Linked DNA regions of Homo sapiens: all the other regions are linked to region 2. The links are chromatin loops, found by intact Hi-C in ENCODE. Cell type or tissue: GM12878. All regions are shown on one strand. Each heading gives the region's core, and the rest is flanking DNA. Links, peaks and the distances in the headings are about the cores only. Region 1 overlaps LOC105372460 (a long non-coding RNA gene). Region 2 has its middle 14 kb from the start of LILRB1. Region 3 has its middle 14 kb from the start of CDC42EP5.

Region 1 (7,474 bases), core at 1,557-6,556, 97 kb after region 2:
ATCCTGTAAGCGTGGGTGATATTAGTCACTTCCTAAGGAGGCTTATGTGAAGACGTCACTATTTATTCCATTTAAAACTTCATAAAACTGCATGCCACTTTGTTAAGTAAAGATAATCCAACACAATCAACATGCTATTTTCATTCATACACATTCATACACTCAGTTACCAAGTCTGAGTCCCTGCAGTGCAGTGAACGGACTAGGTATACACAGGGTCTGTGCAGGGACACAGTCCATGTCCAGTATGACGACTGAAGCAGAGAGTGGCGAAGTGGGCTTTGGAGGCCCCCAGATCTGCAACCATCACCTCCAGGGGCACTTTCTGTCTGATGCATCTGGAATACCTGGCGTGTGTTGGGTGCATGCAGCTCTGGGATCTCGAGGTGCCTGGTATATGCTGTGTGCAATCCCCCAATTGCTTATGTCTCTGTGCAGGGCTGGCTTCACTGTCCAGGAGCCGTGCCATCAGAGTTCCAAGCTGAGTTTAATGCCCTCGTGTTGACATCTTGATGTTTGAACATGGGGCCCTCTATTTTCATTTTGCATGGGGTCCAGTGGATTATATAGTCAATGCTGCAGGTATGATTTTGCTTTAGGATTTGTCAGGCTGATCTGAGTTTGTGATCTCTGTGTGCGTCTCACCTGGGCAAAATGGACAAGGAGGAAATCCCTGAGCCAGGAAACTGAGAGCAGAGCTGAATATCCCAGAATTCAAGGGGGAAAGCAGCAGGAGAGGTTGCTGGCTTGATATACGACAGATTTTAAGTGTGCATTTGAATACTGAATACATCATCAACTCTTCCCTCTGTGTCTGTCCATTTATAGTCCATCCATGCTTCCATCCATTCTGCCAGCATATGTCTATAAATGTCAACCTTATTTCATACAATTAACCAAGAATGAAAAATAAAGCATACGCTTCACTGACATGGATCCTGTCCTGTGAGCCCTGCTAGTCTAGGGGATGTGATAGATGTCTAGAAATAACTACAAAACAGGTAACTACGCACTATGACATTCGTATGTGGAATCATTCCTTGGCTGTGGGTGATTAGAAAATAGACTGGCATAGCTCTTCTGTTGCGGAAAGGGAGTCATGAGGAAGTGATGTTTGAGGACACAGGTGAGTGGTCAGGAGGAGGCACTGAGGACACAGGTGAGAGGTCAGGAGGAGGCACTGAAGACACAGGTGAGAGGTCAGGAGGATGCACTGAGGACACAGGTGAGAGGTCAGGAGGAGGCATTGAGGACACAGGTGAGAGGTCAGGAGGAGGCATTGTCTATGTTTGCGAATCTCTCTCAATATCTGTTTCACATTCTCTGTCACTGTCTAACTTGTTTTCTCTTTAACTATCACAAGTTCTCTGTTTCTCCCCCTTTCCTTCATCCCCTCCTCTGGCCCTCTAATAAGTTACTTGGTGTTTCTATGTTCTGGTATTTTTCTTCCTCTACTGGCGGTTTGATCAACAACCACATCACCCTGGGGAGTTTCCTGGGCACCAAAAGACCATGAATGGTCCAGCCACACTCACCTGTGATCACAATGTCCAGGGGGTCACTGGGAGCCGACCACTCATAGCAGGAGTGACTGAAACAGCCACAGCACCTATAGGCTTCTGCACGGGCAGGCGTTATAGGACCCATGGAAAAGACAGCCTTGAAGGAGTGATCCCCAGCCTGGATCATCCTACCATACTGCTGGGAATGTTGTGTGTGCCCCTCTTTGTATAAGATAAATTCATCAAAGGCCAGCTCTGAGTGACAGCGCAGGCTCACGCTGGCTCTTGCGTGCACCAGGGGGCTTGGGTGCGCTGAGATGCAGGGTTTTGTGAACAAGCCTGAGAGCAGAGACAGAGGAGTTCACATGAGTCTCCTTCCTCACCCCTCGCCTGAGACCTCAGGGTGAAGCTGTCCCTCGTCACCCCCAAAGCCCGTCTGCGTCCTTCCTGTTTGTGTGCGTGCATGTTCTCTCTGCGTGGATTCCCATTGTCTGGCTTGAAGCCATATGAAATGTGTGGTTCTCCTGGAAAATGGGAATTAGTCTGTGCTTTGAGAACTTTCAGAAAACACACTGTAGTGAGGAGGTAGAAATGAATCAGAGGTTTTGAAAGAGAAGAATGAAGAGAAGGTGCTGCTAATTATAGAACAAAGGAAGTCAGATGAAGGAAGTGTTTGGGAGGAACAAAACCACACACTCGGGCTTGGAGGGAGGCTCTGCTTTCTCTGAGGCCAGTTATCCATCTTATCAACACCTCCCCTGCCTGCTGCTTCTCCTGGGGTCATCCATCCCGAGACAGCCCCATCGGCTCCTCCAGTGAACCAAGGCAGAGACTGGAGCAACTCTCAGTTCCTCACGCTCTTCTGCTCCCCACACCGTGAACAAATCCAAACAGCTCTTTCCCCGAGTCCCTCCTCACCCACGTCCCCTGACCCATCCCCACAGTCCAAGCTCAGCTGGAGACTGAAGACATCGTGTCTCTGTCACCACATCAGCCTCCTCCCAGCCCCCTACTCCAGACCCTCACTGCTGCTGATGTCTATTAATTCTCATAGCCCCAAACTTTCCTGTTTCTGGCCCTGATCAAAATCCTTCCACAGGTCTGCATCTTCATCCAAATAAGACACAAGCCTTCCTGTTTGACATTCGTATTGCTGATGATCAGGACTGAGCTAAACTCTACAGCCCCAGAAAACACAGCTCTTCCCTACAGAGCAAACTCAGCACAGAAAACCACCTGGCCCTCCCCAGACACACACACACACCCTGAGATATTAACACATTTGTAGGCCAGGCGCAGTGGCTCACGCCTGTAATCCCAGGACTTTGGGAGGCCAAGGTGGGTGGATCACAAGGTCAGGAGTTGGAGACCAGCCTGGCCAATATGGTGAAACCCTGTCTCTACTAAAAAAATAAATAAAGAAATACAAAAATTAGCAGGGTGTGGTGGTGGGTGACTGTAATCCCAGCTACTCGGGAGGCTGAGGCAGGAGAATCACTTGAACCCGGGAGTTGGAGGCTGCAGTGAGCCGAGATTGCGCCATTGCACTCCAACCTGGGCGACAGGGCAAGACTCTGTCTCAAATATATATATAATGACAAAAGTATTGGCAAGGAGTGGCAGGTGTATACCATAGATGTTTGGGTAGGAGAAATCCTGACTTGTTGAGAATCATCCTTTTCTACCCTATCCCCATCCCTTGTACTCTTTTCCTTTTTCTCTTCTCCGTTGATGCTTTTGGTAGTGTTTCCATTTCTGTCCAACAGCTTTGTGACTCTTCCCTTAGGCAAGAACCTATAGAGTTCCCTACAGGACTTTTCTACTCGCCGTGTCCACAATGAAAGTCAATATTGCTGCTACCCTCTCCCCAGGTCTGCAGTGCCTTTTGGGTATCCCATCCTGGAAATCAGTTTACCATTCCCACAGTCATCTTCTTATTTTATTTTATTTTTTTGAGATGGAGTCTCTCTCTATTGCAGGCTGGAGTGCAGTGGTGTGATCTCGGCTCACTGCAACCTCTGCCTCCCGGGTTCAAGCGATTCGTCTGCCTCAACCTCCTGAGTAGCTAGGGTTACAGGCACCTGCCACTATGCTTGGCTAATTTTTGTATTTTTAGTAGAGATGGAGTTTAGCCATGTTGGCCAGGCTGTTCTCGAACTCCTGACCTCAGGTGATCCACCCACCTCAGTCTCTCAAAGTGCTGGGATTACAGACGTGAGCCACTATGCCCAGCCAAATCTCCCTCTCTTTTAAAAATTTATCTGGCCAGGCACCATGGCTCACACCTGTAACCCCAGCACTTTGGGAGGCCAAGGCAGGCAGATCACGAGGTCAGGAGATCGAGACCATCCTGGCCAACATGGTGAAACCCCATCTCTACTAAAAATACAAAAATTAGCTGGGCCTTGTGGTGCATGACTGTAATCCCAGCTACTCCAGAAGCTGAGGCAGGAGAATCACTTGAACCCGGGAGGTGGAGGTTGCAGTGAGCCAAGATCACACCATGGCACTCCAGCCTGGGCGACAAAGCGAGACTTCATCTCAGAAAAAAAAACAAAAAACAAAAACAACAACAAAAAACATGATCCACGTTTAATTGCTTTCTTTCCCTGAACACTCCTGGAGGTTTCTCCTATTGCCCCAGTGCGCAGCCCTTCCATGGTCAACAATGAAAATTTTAATTTAACCTATTTGGCTCAACCCCTCACTCCAGCAATTGAGAATAATTCTCCTCCTAAATCTTTCCCCTTGTTTGAGCCTGTAGCTTCTCATAGCTACTGATGCTTCCGAATACACTGCTCTCTCATTTGAGGATGCTCTCTACTCTTTCCTTCCCCTCTTTTCCTCTCTGGATCAATTGTCTATATTTTTGGTACCATCTGAGGGGTTTTCATGGCCAAGGGGCTTTCCTTCACTCCTTAGGAAAAGATAAATTGGTATCTCTTTTGCGTTTCAGCAGCGCCTAAGCTTCTGGTAGCAGAGTCTTATCAGTGCATTGCAGATTTCTCTGTCAGAGTCTGTCAGGGGCAGGAGCTGAGTCTGACTCATTTCCACATCACCTGTTTCCTATACAGGATGTGGCACATCAGAGTCCCGAGTCCCAGGAGATGTTGCTGAGTAAATATTTGAAAAAAACAAATGCCGGCATCCGTCCAGGCTAAGTCTGTAAGCTTGAGATGGGGAGCCCAGAACTTTGGAAAGTAAATCAGGGAATATGTCAGATGTCCAAGGACCTTCAAGAAAATGTTAACAATGATTCATAAAAACAGGTATTATTACTGAGCAAAGTTTATCAGGCTCTGTGTAGCCACAAAACTATGATAATATTATCATCGTTTTTAGAGTAACATTATAGTAGTGATCACAATAGCCCACATTATTGAGTGAGTCTAACAACATGTTCAGAGTTTACTTTGCACGTCACATGCAGTAACTATGTGTTCTCCACCAAAACTCTATATAAGGTAGGTACTGGCATTGCCCTCATTTTATAAATGACAAAATTGAGTCAAGTGGGTAATTTTCCTAAATCTCATAGTTTTCAGAGACAAAGCAATGATCATATCCCAGCCTTCCTGGCTCCGGAGCCTTCCCTCCTAGCTAAACAGAGAGGCAGAATATAATAATCCCCGATCATCCGTCTTCCAAACATGCTTACAAAGCAGACAGCATTATTAGTGCCATTTTATGGAAAAGCAAAGTGAGTCTTAGACAGGTAATGTGACTCTCCCAAGCACATAAAGATAGCAAGGTCAGATTCAGGTTTTGAAAGCAGTTTGGTGTGATTTAAAGCCTGTTGTCGTTTGGCCATTACCCAATAGCTGGTATCTTGAAAGTCCGGGAAGAGATATTCTCAGCTAGATTGGAGAGAACCAACTCTTTCTGACACCCTGGATTATTCTAGTTGTCCTGATGAGTGTGGGAGCCCACATTCTGAGCTTTTTTTTAATGTATATACTTTAAGGTCTAGTGTACATGTGCACAATGTGCAGGTTTGTTACATATGTATACATGTGCCATGTTGGTGTGCTGCACCCATTAACTCGTCATTTACACTAGGTATATCTCCTAATGCTGTCCCTCCCCCTCCCCCACCCCCGACCCCACAACAGGCCATTCTACTTGCTTGCAGAATCCATGGAATGTAAGGGTTATTTTTTTTCCAAAAACATCGCCTTAACAACTGGCATCCTCTTTTTCCAATTTACCCTAATGCCTGAATATTGCCCTGAAAAAAAAGTTACTGATTAGATTTTTCCAGGAAGACTCTATTTCAGAGTCCCAAGATAGGGACTCAGCATATGCAAATGATCAACTAAGAGACGACAATGGAGAAAGCTGTGTGGCTTCCTGGACGCTGGCCATGGTGCTGAAACTACAGACAGGCGCCAGCATCCCAGTCAGTACTGTAAACAGTAACCGCAAGAACCACTCTCCTTGGACTGCATCCAGACAGGGGAAATAGGAATGGTGTCTAGATATAGGGCCAGATATATTGGGAACATTTGGAATAGGAGTCAGAATTTAGCAAGAGGTGGAGAAGCTCAAGGTGTAGATGATGTTCATATGAACTATGGAATCTTGACATCTGGATAAGGCCATTTTTTTTTCTACTGTACACCATCGTGGGCAGAGAGGAAGCAAAAAGGGAATCACTCTGGCCTTGCCTTGGTAATAGAAAATAGTGTTTTGTTTTGTTTTTTTTTTTTGAGATGGAGTCTCACTCTGTCACGCAGGCTGGAGTGCAATGGCATGATCTCGGCTCACTGCAACCTCCGCCTCCCTGGTTCAAGTGATTTTCCTGCCTCAGCCTCCTGAGTAGATGGGATTACAGGCTCACGCCACCATGCCCGGCTAATTTTTGTATTTTTAGTGAAGACAGAGTTTCACCATGTTAGTCAGGCTTGTCTCAAACTCCTAACCTTGTGATCCTCCCGCTTCAGCCTCCCAAAGTGCTGGGATTACAGGCATGAGCCACCGCGCCTGTCCGAAAATAGTGTCTTATTTCAATGCACTGTGTGTATAAATTATGAGCATGATAAGATTCTACTCATATTGGGACTTTGCTACTTGCTCTACAAATACTATATCATTACTTTTTATTGTAATAAAGTACGCAAACATAAAACTAACCATTAACTATGTAAAAGTGTACAAATCAGTGGAATTTGGTGCATTCATAATCTTCTTCAACCATCACCTCTATTTAGTTCCAAGTAATCTACAACACCTTAAAAAAAAAAAGGCCACACACTTCAGAGAAAACAGAGCCAATACTGTGTGTGTATGTGTGTGTGTGTGTGTGTGTGTGTGTCCCTCTCTCACTGGGAGAAGATATTCTCCGCTAGATTGGAAAAGACCAACTCTTTCTGAAACCCTGGATTACTCTAGTGGTTGTTTTGCTGAGAGTGGTTTGTGCAGACGTCGGTCGGCAGAACTTCTTGGACTTCAGAGTCTACACACACCCATTTAGGTCTTGGATGGTGGTGAATTCTCACCTAGGACCCTGATTCATCTCTCTTGTCAAGACACAGCACAAAACACGTAACTAAGGAAGGGTGGTCTCCTAGCCCCCATCCGTAATGAGTCTTCCCATCATCTCCTGTATAGTCAGGAAGTCTGCACCTCCCTCCCAAGCCACTGAGGAACTGGGGGCTTTCTGCATTTCCTTGTCTTTTTAGAGCTTCTCTTGTAGCTCTAAAGCCCTTTACATTTCAGTGGATTCTCATGCTTCTCATATCTTCTGTCTCTTAGGGCACAGTCCTTCCAGGTAGTTAAAAGCATCTGTCAGATTCCGAAATCTCCAGTCACTGCCAGCCTCATCTGAAATCCCAAGTCACCTGCTCACAGGATGGAGGAAGCGGAGGACTCTGCTCTGTCCTGGGGTTCCTGAGGCCTGCAGTGATGTTCCATGCAAAGGGCCATCCCCAAGAGGATAGGATGGACCAAGAATTAGGAACATGCAGAGAAGG
Region 2 (7,474 bases), core at 893-5,892:
TTTTAAAGCAACTCTTAAATAGTTTCTTAACTAGAAAAAAACCTACTTTTTTTTTTGCAAAACCTATATCCTTGTGTTTTATATGCATCACCAAAAACATTTTATACTCCTACTATTTTAATTTAGTAACCCAAATTTCAAGTGAAAAAAAAAAAACGAGGTTTAACATAACATAGCTCTAATTACTGGAGAGAGTTTTAAGATTAAATTTACTAAATTAATTTTACTAAATATTAAAATCAGGTGAATTCAAAGGCATCTTAGCTAGTGTCTGCCAATCTGATAAGCACTTACTTTTTTTTAAAAAAGACAACTGATGAGCTGTTTCATGTAGTTTGGTAGTGAAATATCACTTCCAGATAACACATATGAAGATACAGATATAACAGGCATACAGAAGAAAAAAAGCAGGTCTAAAGGATATTTCATTTTTCTGTTTTTAAATAAAAATTCCTCTCTTACTTTAGATAATTAATAAAAGTTACAGAAGCCAACACAAGGTGAAGGAGAGAGCTATCATCCAAGGCCTTTCAAAAGAGAAAAAGCTGAACTTTGATATATTCATTGGAAGAATTTCAAAAAGACAGATTATAGAATTTAAAAATTAAAAACTTTTTGCATTAAGAATAAGTTAATATTTTACTAAAACCTTGTTTTAACCAATTATTTAGTTTTGGATTAGGGTGTGTTTTTTAAATATCAAAGACCCATCTGTAGAATGACTATTATATTTCTTAATCATAACCAACTACATTACACTACCTTTCTTTTTTTAAAAAAAGTCTTATTGTGACTTACAGAGACCACTTACAACATGCTTAAACTGCCTGTTTTGTCCTAAATATCCCTCTTTCTTGAACTATCAGTTATTTTATTTCAGGACAAAAATTCACTACATAAGACTTTCTTGTGTAAAATTACTTTCCTTTTCATCTTTTTTACCAAAATTCCTCTTTATATTTATAACTGTCTTTACATCTCTTATTTCCTGTTTCCATTTATCTTGTTTTATACATAACTTTTAAAAAAGCTTTGAATTAAACACAGATATTTATCTTTTAATAAGAATTGTTTTTTAAAAATGTTTTCCTGTAATTTTTAAATTATAAATTACCCAGCTAATCAATTAATATCTATTATTTAATATAACTTTAGATTGTAAATTATGTGACAAGTTTGTTTATAGGCATTTATTCCATTGCATTTACTTGATAAACTTATTTAATAGTTTACCTAGATTATTTATGAACACTGTGACAGTCATCACTTAAAGTTAATTCCCTGTTAACCAATGTTATAAACTATGAATTTCAGGTGTTTACCTAAGTAAGGGAACTTATGGTTAAATATAAAGTTATTTTTTTTAACCAATATCTCAGTAGTTAGCTGTTTTTATTTAACCAACAATATTACATGGCTTATTTATTAAAAATTATACAAGCAAAGATCATTCTGTTTTGGGCTGGGTTTATAATTTTGTTTTGTGTGTGTCAGGCTGCTCTTGAACTCCCAACCTCAGGTGATCCACCAGCCTCGGCCTCCCAAAGTGCTGGGGTTACAGGCGTGAGCCACCGTGCCCGGCCAGGTTTATAGTTTTATAACCCTTATGGAAAATCTTATACTATTCTGCAGGGATAAGCACAAAACCACTTGTGCAATAAGTGCAAACAAAAACGCTAACAATTCTTAAGACATTTCTAATCTTATTTTACCAATAATTTTAAAGCCAGCTTATTTATTAAAGATTTTACTTAAGTGAACTTGAAGAAGCATCTTGTCCTGATAAAGTATTTGATTTAAGCACTTTTATTCTCTTTAAGCCAATTAATTAGAGCTCTTTTGTATATTTTTAGTAGTGAAACATTATGTACACCACACACAGATTCATGGACGCATTAGGCATGCTGATAGAAGTACATCTTATAGATTCAAAAAACCTCTTTTTTTTCTATCTCAAACTTTCAAACTCTTTTTTTTTCTTTTTTTCTTTTTTTCTTTTTTTTTTTTTTTGAGGCAGGGGCTCACTCTGTCACCCAGACTGGAATGCAGTGGCATGATCCCAGCTCACTGCAACCTACATCTCCCATGCTGAAGTGATTCTCCTGTCTCAGTCTCCCAAGTAGCTGGGATTACGAGTGTGCCACTACTGCCTGGCTAAGTTTTGCATTTTTAGTAGAGACAGGGATTCACCATGTTGGCCAGGCTGGTCTTGAACTCCTGATCTCACATGAGTCACCTACCTCAGCTTCCCAAAGTGCTGGGAATACAAGTGTGAGCCACCACGCCCAACCCTTTCAAACTCTTCATAACCTGTTTCCTTACCCCAGGCAGTTGTCAGCTAAATAACCCTAAATTTCCATGTTACAGGAAACACTTTTTAGGAGAAAAAATCAGCAAAACTTACATCTCAAAGTACAGAGGAAGAAGTCTGGTGTGTTAGAGGGAAATTAAAATGGGTTCACTGCCAATTAAACATAAAATTATACAAATCTATCATAAAGGCTTTTAAACACACACACACCACACACACACACACACACACACACACACACACACAGACATCCTGTAGCTTTTACTTCAAAACTCTAGCCATGAGATATTAATATAAATTTACCAGCTTGCAAAAAAAATTTGGATCTAAACAGTGGTTTTTATCTCAGTAGAAAGGTAACAGCAGATGTAAAGCAGGCAGAAAAGAAAATAGAGAAAGAGAGAACTTAGGAACTCTATAGCGTGCAAGCCGCCATTAGGGCTCTCTTACCTTGATGTAAATGTGCACAAAGACCATAATATTTTTGTTTTACACAAACTCCAGAAAGTAGAGGCGCCATAAAACCAATGGAGTGCCCACAAGGGGGTCACTCTTCTTGCTTTCTCCTCATTCTTAGATTATTTGTTTCCCACTTTTTCTTTTCTTTTCTTTTCTGTTCCTCCTCTCCTCTCCTCTTTTCTCTTCTCTTCTTAAAGGAGGAAGTGAGCTGTGGGCTAGAGGTTTGTGCAGTGGGTCACAGTGTGCTGGTTGTGGGTGGGACTCCACAGGGTCTCACCACTGAGTCATTTCTTCCCTCTCATGTGTCTCAGTTTCTCTCTCGGAAGGTCTAAACACCTCCAGGAGGGCCCAAAATGCAGAGTGACCAGCTCCCATATGTGCTTCCTGGACAAGCCTTTTTAAAACTCATTTTGTTGGGTGTTCCCTGTAGGCCACTCACATCACGATGGGGTCCATCCACCCCCAGACATTCCCACAAGCACCCCTCATCACTTCCCACATTTTGGCTGGGAGGAGCAAAATGCCCTTTCTTTTTTAAGCTGAGGAAACACAGTCTCTCGTTTCCCTATGAAAACAACAGTTCAGTTCCTCATGCAAATGTGAACAGACAAGCCAAATCGAGATTAATTTGGGGAGAAAAGCAATGGAGAAGACCCTTTAGAATGTATCTCCCAACTAGAAGTAGGATCCTTAAACAACAACTTCCTAGAAAGAAAAAGAAATAGTAGATCAGAATAAATAAAGGGCCGTCAACCAAAGGGAGGTCGGGGCTCAGGAGGACTTACCACTTCTGGCAGAGAAGAAGCTCAAAATCCTGGAGGCTTTCAGTGGGCCCCTGCTGGTACCTTAGCTCCAGGTTGAGACAACTCCTTTGGGGTCCTGAGTCTTATCTGAGGCCTCACGTGTTCAGGCACCAAATTATTGTGGACAAAAAGAGTCAAACTCTGTAATATATTAGAAGAGATTTTTCTGAGCCAAATATGAGTGATCAGCACTCAGGAGGTCCTGAGAACATGTGTCCCTTGACTTTTTAATAATAGCCATTCTGACAGGTATCAGATGGTATCTCATTGTGGTTTTGATTTGCATTTCTCTCATGATCAGTGATGTTGAGCTTTTTTTATATGATTGTTGGCCACATGTATGTCTTCTTTTGAAAAGCGTGTGTTCATGTCGTTTGCCCACATTTTAATGTGGTTGTTTGTTTTCTTCTTGTAAATTGGTTTAAGTTCCTTAAAGATACTGGAGAGTAGACCTTTGTTAGATGCACAGTTTGCAAAAACTTTCTCCCAGTCTGTAGATTGTCAGTTTACTCTGTTTACAGTTTCTTTTGCAGTGCAGAAACCCTTTGGTTTAATTAGATCTCATTTGTCAATTTTTGCTTTTGTTGCAATTTCTTTTGGCATTTTAGTCATAAAATCTTTGCCCGTGCCTGTGTCCTGAATGTATTGTCTAGGTTGTCTTCCAGGTTTTTATAGTTTTAGGTTTTACATCCATCAATCAATCCATCCTGAGTTAGTTTTTTTGTATATGGTGTAAGGAAGGGGTCCAGTTTCAATTGTCTGCATATGGATAGCCAGTTATCCCAGCACAGTTTGTTGAATAGGGAATCCTTTCCCCATCACTTTTTTTTTGTCAGGTTTCCTAAAGATCAGATAGTTGTAGGTGTGTGGTTTTATTTGTGGGTTTTCTATTCTGTTCCATTGGTCTATGTGTTTGTTTTTGTACCAGTACCATGCTGTTTTGGTTACTGTAGCCCTGTAGTATAGTTTGAAGTCAGGTAACATAATGCCTCCAGCTTTGGTTTTCGGTTTTTGTTTTTGCTTAGGCTTGCCTTGACTATTTGAGCTCTTTTTGGGTTCCATATGAATTTTTAAATTTAAAACTTTTGGTTCCATATGATTCTTCTAGTTCTGTGAAGAATCTCAATGATAACTTAATACAAATATTACTGAATCTATAAATGGCTTTGAGCACTATGGCCATTTTTAAGATATTGATTCTTCCTATTCATGATCATGGAATATTTTTCCATCTGTTTGTGTCATCTCTAATTTTTTGAGCAGTGTTTTATAGTTCTCCTTGAAGAAATTGTCCACCCTCCTAGTTAGCTGTATTCCTAGGTATTGTGTGTGTGTGTTTGTGTGTGTGTGTGTAAACTGTAAATGAGATTGCATTCCTGATTTGGCTCTCAACTTGACTGTTATTGGTATATAAATGCTAGTGATTTTTGCACATTTATTTTGTATCTTGAGTCTTTGCTGATGTTGTTTATCAGCTTAAGAAGATCTCAGGTTGATGTTTGGGTTGATGTTTTCTAGATACAGGATCATTTCATCTGCAGCAAAGATAGTTTGACTTCCTCTCTTCCTATTTGAATACGCCTTATTTTTTTCTCTTGCCCAATTGCCCTGCCTAGTATTTCCAATACTGTTGAATAGGAGTGGTGAGAGAGGGCATTCTTGTGCCAGTTTTCAAGTGGATTGCTTTCAGCTTTTGCCCATTCAGCATGATGTTGGCTGTGGGCTTGTCATAAATGGCTCTTATTATTTTGAAGTATGTTCCTTCAATACCTAGTTTAATTAGAGTTTTTAACAAGAAGTGATGTTAAATTTTATCAGAAGGCTTTTCTGCATCATTAATATAATCATGTGGTTTTTTGTTTTAGTTCTGTTTATGTGATGAATCTGTTTATTGATTTGTGTACGTTGAACCAATTTCAGGCTCATTATTGGTCTGTTGAGGAATTCAATTTCATCCTGGTTCAGTCTTGGGAGGCTGCACGTGTCTGAGAATTTACCCATTTCTTTTAGATTTTCTAGTTTATGTGCATACACGGGTTCATTATATTCTCTGATGGTTGTTTGTATTTCTCTGGGGTCAATGGTAATATTCCCCGTGTCATTCGTGATTGTGTTTATTCGAGTCTTCTCTTTTTTCAATTAGTCTAGCTAGCAGTCTATTTTATTATTTTTTTCAAAAAACCAGCTCCTGGATTTGCTGATCTTTTGAATGATTTTTTTGTGTGTGAAGGAACCCAATCTCCTTCAGTTCAGCTCAGATTTTGGTTCTTTCTTGTATTCTGCTAGCTTCGGGGTTTGTTTGCTCTTCGTTCTCTAGTTCTTTTAGTTGTGATGTTAGGTCATCACAACTAATGTGATGTGGACATTTAGTGCTATATATTTTCCTCTTAATACCCCCTTAGCTGTGTCCCGGAGATTCCGGCATGTTGTATCTTTGCTCCCATTAGCTTGTAATAACTTCTTATTTTCTGCCTTAATTTCATTATTTACCCTGATGTCATTCAGGAGCAGGTTGTTTAATTTCCATGTAATTGTATGAGTTTAAGTGAGTTTCTTAGTCTCGATTTCTAATTTGATTATGCTGTGGTCAGAGAGTGGTTTGTGCCAATTTCAGTTGTAACAAACTGAATTTGCTGAGGAGTCTTTTGCTTCCAATTATGTGATTGAATTTAGAGCATGTGCCATGTGGTGATGAGATGAATGTAAATTCTGGTTTGGGGGTGTGGAGAGTTCTGTAGATATCTATCGTGCTGAGTTCAGGTCCTGATTATCTTAGTCAATTTTCTGTCTTGATGATCTGTCTACTATTGTAAGTGGGGTATTAAAGTCTCCCACTATTATTGTATGGGAGTCTAAGTCTCTTTGAAGGTCTTTACAAATTTCTTTTATGAATCTGGGTGCTGCTGTGTTGGATGCATAGATATTTAGGAAAGTTAGATCTTCTTTTTTATTTATTTATTTATTTATTTATTTATTTATTTATTTATTTTTAATTATACTTTAAGTTTTAGGGTACATGCGCACATTGGGCAGGTTAGTTACATATGTATACATGTGCCATGCTGGTGCGCTGCACCCACTAACTCGTCATCTAGCATTAGGTATATCTCCCAATGCTATCCCTCCCCCCTCCCCCCACCCCACAACAGTCCCCAGAGTGTGATATTCCCCTTCCTGTGTCCATGTGCTCTCATTGTTCAATTCCCACCTATGAGTGAGAATATGCGGTGTTTGGTTTTTTGTTCTTGCGATAGTTTACTGAGAATGATGATTTCCAATTTCATCCATGTCCCTACAAAGGACATGAACTCATCATTTTTTATGGCTGCATAGTATTCCATGGTGTATATGTGAAAGTTAGATCTTCTTGAATGGAATGAATGGAATTCTCATGGGAACATGATCAGGGTTCTAAGATCCATGAAGGTGTCAGTTTGAGTGATACACATTTTTTTTTTTTTGAGACAGAGTCTAACACTGTCGCCCAGGCTGGGAGTGCAGTAGGGCAGTCTCAGCTCACTGTGACCTCCTACGTCCCAGGTTCAAGCGATTCTCCTGCCTCAGCCTCCCGAGTAGCTGGGATTACAGGTGCTTGCCACCATGCCCAGCTAATTTTTGTATTTTTAGTAGAAACGGGGTTTCATCATGTTGGCCAGGCTGGACTCAAACTCCAGACTTCAGATAATCTGCCGGCCTCTGCCTCCCAAAGTGCTGGGATTACAGGCGTGAGCCACTGCACCCTGCCTTGAGTGATATACTTTTTTATCTGCAACAACAGACTCTTAGAGATCATCACAGGTAGCTGGAGAAAAATGTAAGACCAGACCATTTGTAATTTCCCTTGGTCCAGACAATTGTTGGTCCTATGAGAAACTGAATCTGGTACTTTCTCAATGTGAAC
Region 3 (7,474 bases), core at 1,497-6,496, 130 kb after region 2:
AGGAAGGAAGGAAAGAAGGAAGGAAGGAGGGAAACAAAAAGAAAAGAAAAGAAAGAGAACCTCAGAGCTGACCCCAGGGAAGCCACCTGCAGTGTGGAGTGGAATCCGGGCTGAGGACTGACGAGCTGGCGACAGGAAGAGCAGCTGGGGGGAGACGTGGACAGAGGAGACAGCTTCTGTGAAAGTCCCCATCAGGAGATAATTTGCCTGTTGTAAGTCGAGTGGACTCCAGATGGAAAAATAATGAAGAAGAATATGTGCATTGATTGAGCAGGAGTCTCTAAAAGGCCAAGTAGAGTTTTGGTATTTTACCCTCACGAGAGTGGGACAGGTTTTGAGCCTAAGCGTGGCATCATCATATTTTTGTCTAAAACATATCGGTAAGACCTTCCTGAAGTCAGAATTGCACAAGGCAATCAAAGGAAGAGATAACCTTTCTGAGCTCTCGCTCTATGCCAGACACTGCTCCGAGTATCCCTTATGGGTAGTTCCTTTAATTCTCACAACTTTGGGAAGATGTTTTCATCATTAGGCCAGTTTTACAGATGAGAACAGTGACGCTCAGGGAGTTAATTTGATTAGCATCTTGCATCAAGCTGTCCCGGAGGTAGGGCCGACGGCAGCTTACCTGGAATGCTGGCGTTATCGTCAGAAGCATACCACATGCCTTCATGAAAATCAGACTCTCCCTCCAAAATGCAGGTCTAATTTCATAAAATAAGGTACGCTGATAATAAAATGCAATTGGGTAGTAAAATAACAACACAATACAATAAAAACATTCGCCACTCTGTGCCACTCTTCTGATCAGAAACTTTCCAGGACTTCCCGCCTCAGTCATATTGACACGACTGCGTCTTCTGTCTCCCAACTTGGGTTAGTACTTTGATAGCATCTCCTCCGACTCTGCCTTTCACTGACTGTGATGCAGTCCCAGTGATCTCCTTGCTATTCCTAAAAAAACATCAAGCAAGCATCTGCCTCAGGGCTCATCCACATGCCATTCTCGACTGGAATGCTCTTCACCCAGACAGGCACAAGGCTCATCCCTCCCTCTCCTTCACTGTCAACCCCAGTATCTCCTTATCCTTCAGACCTTCTTGGACCATCCTGTCTGAAGTTGCAACACTCCCTCCAGATTTCGTATCACCTCTCGCTGCCTTTTTTCTTTCTTCAGCATATATCATTAATCTTCAGCATATGTGCACGTATTTTACTTATTAATATTGTAGACTATCTGCCTTCCCACTACAATGTATCCCCATGAAACCATAGATTTTTTTCCTGCAGTGTTTCCTGTAGTGTCCCTGCTCCTGGAACACTCCCTAGCACATAGTACATAATAAATATTTTTGAATGAATGATGAATGAATAGACATAGTATATAGGGAGTATGGGGAAAGTTATGAGTGCATAACTTGATTTATCTAGTACAATTCCAGAGGCCAGATCTCTAGATTTTAATTTTGGTCGTGCCAGTTATAAGCTCTCTCACTTTAAACTAAGTTTATTTACCTCTCTATTTCTTTGCCTCTTCCTCTGTAAAATAAAAAAGCAATGGTGCCTAACTCATGGAACTGTTGTGATTATTCAGTGAGTAATTATGTTAATGGTACTCAGACTGAAATTACTTAATAACTGGCTATCGAGTAATTTAGTAATAAGAGATTTGTAGGAAAATATTAATCAAGATGTTTGTAGCAATTAATATTAGGTCAAGGGAGTTTAAATGGCTCTTCATTTTTTGAGGTGTTTTTATTTGGATTTTTAAATTGAGTATGTGTTAGCCTTATAACTGAAAAAAATTAAATTATTTATACCTGAGGGAAAAAATAAAATGAAATAAAAGTGCCCCCTTTAAGGAGCTGAGGGTATTGGCTTAGAAAGAACAGGCAAGGTATCAAGATCTCTTTCCTATGACTGTTACCTCCTCATTTTTCCCTCTTGAGTTTCAGTCATGCAAGATGAGGAAGGCCTACAGTCTCCTGTGCGGCTTAGTGTGTGCAGGGAACAAGACTGCCTTGTACCCTTACAAATTTGCTAAGATAGATCTTATGTTATGTGCACTTGTCATCATAAATTGATAGGTGATAATATCAATATTATCAAATAATAACAAATAGGCTGGGCGCAGTGGCTCGTGCCTGTAATGCCAGCATTTTTGGAGGCCGAGGTGGGCGTATCACCTGAGGTCAGGAGTTCGAGACCAGCCTGGCCAACATGGTGAAACCCCGTCTCTACTAAAAATACAAAAATTAGCCAGGCATGACGGTGCGCACCTGTAATACCAGCTACTCAGGAGGCTGAAGCAGGAGAATCGCTTGAACCCAGGAGGCAGAAGTTGCAGTGAGCCAAGATTGCACCATTGCACTCCAGCCTAAATGACAGAGCAGTCTCCGTCTCAAAAAAAAAAAAAAAAAAAAAAAAAAAAAAAAAAAAGTTCCATCCCAATAACACTTCAAAAACACTTTTGAGTTCTGACTTTATTTCTTCTTATTTTCAATGGAATTCATTCTACTGTTTTCACATTTACCATTCAGGGATATTTGGACAGAATTACACGGCCACAGGTCAACCACAATGACCATGATTCCCTTTCTAAGAATGAGGAACGGGGGCCGGGTGTGGTGGCTTACGCTTGTAATCCCAGCATTTTGGGAGGCCGAGGCGGGCAGATCACCTGAGGTCAGGAGTTCGAGACCAGCCTGGCCAACGTGGAGAAACCCTGTCTCTACTAAAAATACAAAAAATTAGCCAGGTGTGGTGGTGTACACCTGCAATCCCAGCTACTCAGGAGGCTGAGGCAGGAGAATTGCTTGAACACGGGAGATGGAGGTTGCAGTGAGCCAAGATTGCACCATTGTACTCCACCCTGGACGACAGAGCAAGACTCTGTCTCAAAAAAAAAAAAAAAAAGAAAGAAAGAAAAGAAAAGAAAATGACTTAATGGGTACAATGCACATTATTTGGGGAATGGATAACCTGGAAGTCCCGATTTCATCACTGGGCAATCTTTACATGCAACAAAATTACACTTGTACCCCATAAATGTTTACAAAGTTTTTTAAAAATATAGAAAAATGAAAGGCAAAAGTAAGCATGCTTTCTTAAAAATAAAAAGTAGTCCTAATGCTAGATGACGAGTTAGTGGGTGCAGTGCACCAGCATGGCACATGTATACATATGTAACTAACCTGCACAATGTGCACATGTACCCTAAAACTTAAAGTATAATAATAAATAAAAAAAAAGTAGTCAGACTGAGCCTGACATTACTAAGGGTTCTAATATTGATTATTATTATTTACTTATTTATTTTTTGACATGGAGTTTCACTCTTGTCACCCAGGCTGGAGTGCAGTGGCACAATCTTGGCTCACTGCAACCTCTGCCTCCCAGGTTCAAGTGATTCTCCTGCCTCAGCCTCCTGAGTAGCTGGGCTTCTAGGCCTCTGCCACCACGCCCAGCTATTTTTGTATTTTTAGTAGAGACGTGGATTCACCATGCTGGCCAGGCTGGTCTCGAACTCCTGACCTCAGGTGATCCGCCCGCCTCGGCCTCCCAAAGTACTGGGATTACAGGTGTGAGCCACCGCGCCTGGCCTAATATTGATTATTAATGATTGTTATCATAATTGTTATTTTCATTATTGGTGTGTTGTTATATTTATATGTACAAAACAGCAACAATGGAGAACCCACATTCTTTTCAGGAACATATGAAAAATCTACAAAAATTGACCACTTCTTAATCCACCAAGAAGGTCTCAAAATATTCCAAAGATTTAATATAATGAAACCATATTTCGTGACTGCAAAAATTACATAAAAGACCAAAAATTAAACGTTTAAAAAACACACATTTTTAAAACAACAACAAAAATCTGCATAACTTTTGAGTGACTGTTAAAAAAAAAAACACAGAAGTTGTGACATATTTAGAAATGAACAATGTTATTCATATCGAAACTTAGATGCAATAAAAATCACACTTAAAGTGAAATGTGGATTGTTTTAAGCACACTTTTTTTTTTTTTTTTTTTTTTTTTTTTAGAAATTATGAAGTTTGGGGCTGGGCATGGTGGCTCACGCCTGTAATCCCAGCACTTTGAGAGGATGAGGTGGGTGGATCACGAGGTCAGGAGATCGAGCCCATCCTAGCTAACACGGTGAAACCCCAAACCCCGTCTCTACTAAAAAAATTAGCCGGGCGTGGTGGCGGGCGCCTGTAGTCCCAGCTACTTGGGAGACCGAGGCAGGAGAATCGCTTGAACCCGGGAGGTGGAGGTTGCAGTGAACCAAGATCGCGCCACCGTACTCCAGCCTGGGTGACAGAGACTCCATCTCAAAAAAAAAAAAAAGAAATTATGAAGTTTGGAGAATTAATCACTGAACATGCAACTTGAGGAGCTGGAATGAAAAAAAAGAAGTAAAGGGCAGAGAGGAGGAAGCCAGCCAGCAGTGACGCTAGGGAGAGAGAAAAAATGCCTCCCTAAGGGCTCACCGCACTCACCAAGCTGCATTATCTCAAAGGAAAAAGAAAATAAAGAAGACCTCAAAGGTGGGAGAAAAAACACAATGGTGTACTAAGTTTCTATTATCATAATTACATCAGACTTCTCATCAGTCAGTCTGGAATTTAGAAGACCAGGGAGAAATATATTTGAAAATGCCCCATGGGCCAGGCTCCTGACTGTAATCCCAGCACTTTGGAAGGCAGATGCGGGCAGATCACCTGAGGCCAGGAGTTCGAGACCAGCCTGGCCAACATGGTAAAACCCTGTTTCTACTAAAAATACAAAAAAATTAGCTGGACCTGGTGGCTGGCGCCCATCATTTCAGCTCGGGAGGCTGAGTAGGAGAATTGCTTCAACCTGGGAGGTGGAGATTGCAGTGAGCTGAGATCGCACCACTGCACTCCAGCATGGGCAACAGAGTGAGACTTGTCTCAAAAAAAGAAAATAAAAAGAAAATCGCCTATGTACTTTATGGAGAGATCCCAGAGTGTATTCTTAGGGATTAAATCTGTATTGTGCCAAGAATTGGGGGAATCAGAATATACATTCATATTGTCTCATATTCACCCAGAAACAAACACTGGAAGGATTAATATGAGAAAGTTAAAATTGTGGCTCTCCCACGTTTTCTTCCCCGTCCACCACCTGGACAAGCTGCAGTCCTAGAAATCGCCTCAACTGCTCCTCTTTCTCACCCTCTCCCCTTGTTCTACCTTCAGAATCTGTCCTCATGCAGACACTGCTTGCCAGCACCACGGCGCCAGGTTCACCCTCTCTCCCCTCGTCCAGGGAACATCCCCTAGCTGGTCTCTCCACGCTCATTTCGTGCTACTCAGCTGCCCCTCCCCATATTGTAGCCAGAATAATCTTTCTTTTTTTTTTTTTTTTTTTTTTGAGACGGAGTCTCACTCTGTCGCCCAGGCTGCAGTGCAGTGGCGTGATCTTGGCTCACTGCACCCTCCACCTCCCGGGTTCAAGCGATTCTCCTGCCTCAGCCTCCCGAGTAGCTGGGATTAGAGGCACCCACCACCACGCCTGGCTAATTTATTTGTATTTTTAGTAGAGACGGGGTTTCACCATGTTGCCCAGGATGGTCTCGATCTCTTGACCTCATGATCCGCCCGCCTCAGTCTCCCAAAGTGCTGGGATTACAGGCTTGAGCCCCTGCACCCGGCCCCAGAGTGATCCTTTAAAAGCATAAATCAGATTATGTTTTGTTACCATTGAAATCTCCAGTGACTTCATAGTACACATGGCCCAAAACCCAAACTCTGTGACCTACGGGACACTTACTCATCTTTCCAATTTCACGTTGGTCCCTGTGCCCCTCACTCCCTGCCCTCAGGCCACATGACATTCCTGCTGTTCCTTGAAGACACCAGGTCCCTCCCTGCCTCGGGGCTCCGCGTCTCTGCCTGGGTGCACCGACCTCCTGCTTTGCACCACAGCCTCCAGGTCTCTGCTCAGCATCATCTCAGCAAGAAGAGCCTTCCTAGACCACTGTGTTGAAAGAAGTCCACTAGCCCGACACCCATTCCTTCGCTAAGAAGATTCGTCTTCATTTCCTCTTGACGTTCATCCTCCTTTCTAATTATCCACTCATTGACTTGTACGCTGTCCCTCTCCCGCCGTTAGAATGGAGACTTCACTTGGCCAGGGAAGTCTTGGCTCTTCTGTCTTGATCATCACTTTATCACTGGTACTTAGGGCCTGGCACATAATAGATGCTCAGCAAACACTTGTAGAATGAAGAGCAGTGAATTAGAAACATATTGCCCATCACTTAATGGACACTTAAATATTAAATAAACAATGCCCTGCCCCCCACCTGCCCAGTGCAATGGAATACTGTGTGGTCATTAAAAATGATGGTGCTGTTTAACTTTCATTGACATGGAAGATACCGAGGATTTTGTTGAGTGAGCAAAACAGGAAAAAAAACACGTATATAGAGGCCACATGTAAGTTAAATTACATATGCATGTTTATACACATGTTTATGGAAGGAGAGATTTGTAGGAAAATATTAATCACGATGTTTGTAGCAGTTAATATTAGGTCAAGGGAGTTTAAATGGCTCTTCATTTTTTGAGGAGTTTTTATTTGGATTTTTAAATTGAGTATGTGTTAGCCTTATAACTGAAAAAAATTAAATTATTTATACCTGAGGGAAAAAAAATAAAATGAAATAAAAGTGCCCCCTTTAAGGAGCTGAGAGTATTGGCTTAGAAAGAACAGGCAAGGTATCAAGATCTCTTTCCTATGACTGATAACTCCTCATTTTTCCCTCTTGAGTTTCAGTCATGCAAGATGAGGAAGGCCTAGAGTCTCCTGTGCGGCTTAGTGTGTGCAGGGAATAAGACTGCCTTGTACCCTTACAAATTTGCTAAGATAGATCTTATGTTAAGTGCACTTGTCATCATAAATTGATAGGTGATAATATAAATATTATCAAATAATAACAAATAGGCTGGGCGCAGTGGCTCGTGCCTGTAAGGCCAGTATTTTGGGAAGCTGAGGTGGGCTTTATCACCTGAGGTCAGGAGTTCGAGACCAGCCTGGCCAACATGATGAAACCCCGTCTCTACTAAAAATACAAAAATTAGCCAGGCATGATGGTGCGCGCCTATAATATCAGCTACTCAGGAGGCTGAAGCAGGAGAATCGCTTGAACCCAGGAGGCAGAGGTTTCAGTGAGCCGAGATCGCACCATGCACTCCAGCCTCGGCGACACAGCGAGTCTCCGTCTAAAAAAAAAAAAAAAAAAAAAACAAAAAACCCCATCCCAATAACACTTCAAAAACACTTTTGAGTTCTGACTTTATTTCTTCTTGTTTTCTTATTTTCAATGGAATTCATTCTACTGTTTTCACATTTACCATTCATGGATATTTGGACAGAATTACACGGCCACAGGTCAACCACTATGACCGTGATTCCCTTTCTGAGAATGAGGAA

What was found. Peaks named below come from ENCODE experiments on the same cell type or tissue, not always from the same donor. Only the 100,000 strongest peaks of a DNase experiment are listed, where the experiment ranks them.
Region 1: a loop joins it to region 2, with 4 times the contacts of the local background. A loop is called at or near these places in 1 of 110 quality-filtered maps.
Region 3: a loop joins it to region 2, with 6 times the contacts of the local background. A loop is called at or near these places in 1 of 110 quality-filtered maps.

What each region holds. Positions count from the first base shown.
Region 1 is chr19:54,516,091-54,523,564 of GRCh38, reverse strand. LOC105372460 (a long non-coding RNA gene) reads left to right here. Exons shown (of 4, transcript XR_001754038.3): 3 at 7,257-7,474. Among named protein-coding and RNA genes, the nearest start is that of LAIR2, 17 kb to the right of the region's middle. RefSeq lists a silencer at 5,953-6,153. In GM12878, for the core only: no CTCF peak of the experiment used is centred there; DNase peaks (open chromatin) are centred at 2,114 and 4,560; H3K4me3 peaks cover 687 bases; H3K27ac peaks cover 2,074 bases.
Region 2 is chr19:54,612,637-54,620,110 of GRCh38, reverse strand. It overlaps a transcript of LILRB1 not described here. Among named protein-coding and RNA genes, the nearest start is that of LILRB1, 14 kb to the left of the region's middle. In GM12878, for the core only: no CTCF peak of the experiment used is centred there; DNase peaks (open chromatin) are centred at 2,330, 3,040, 3,800 and 3,960; H3K4me3 peaks cover 3,642 bases; H3K27ac peaks cover 4,360 bases.
Region 3 is chr19:54,483,073-54,490,546 of GRCh38, reverse strand. No RefSeq gene overlaps it. Among named protein-coding and RNA genes, the nearest start is that of CDC42EP5, 14 kb to the right of the region's middle. In GM12878, for the core only: no CTCF peak of the experiment used is centred there; no DNase peak of the experiment used is centred there.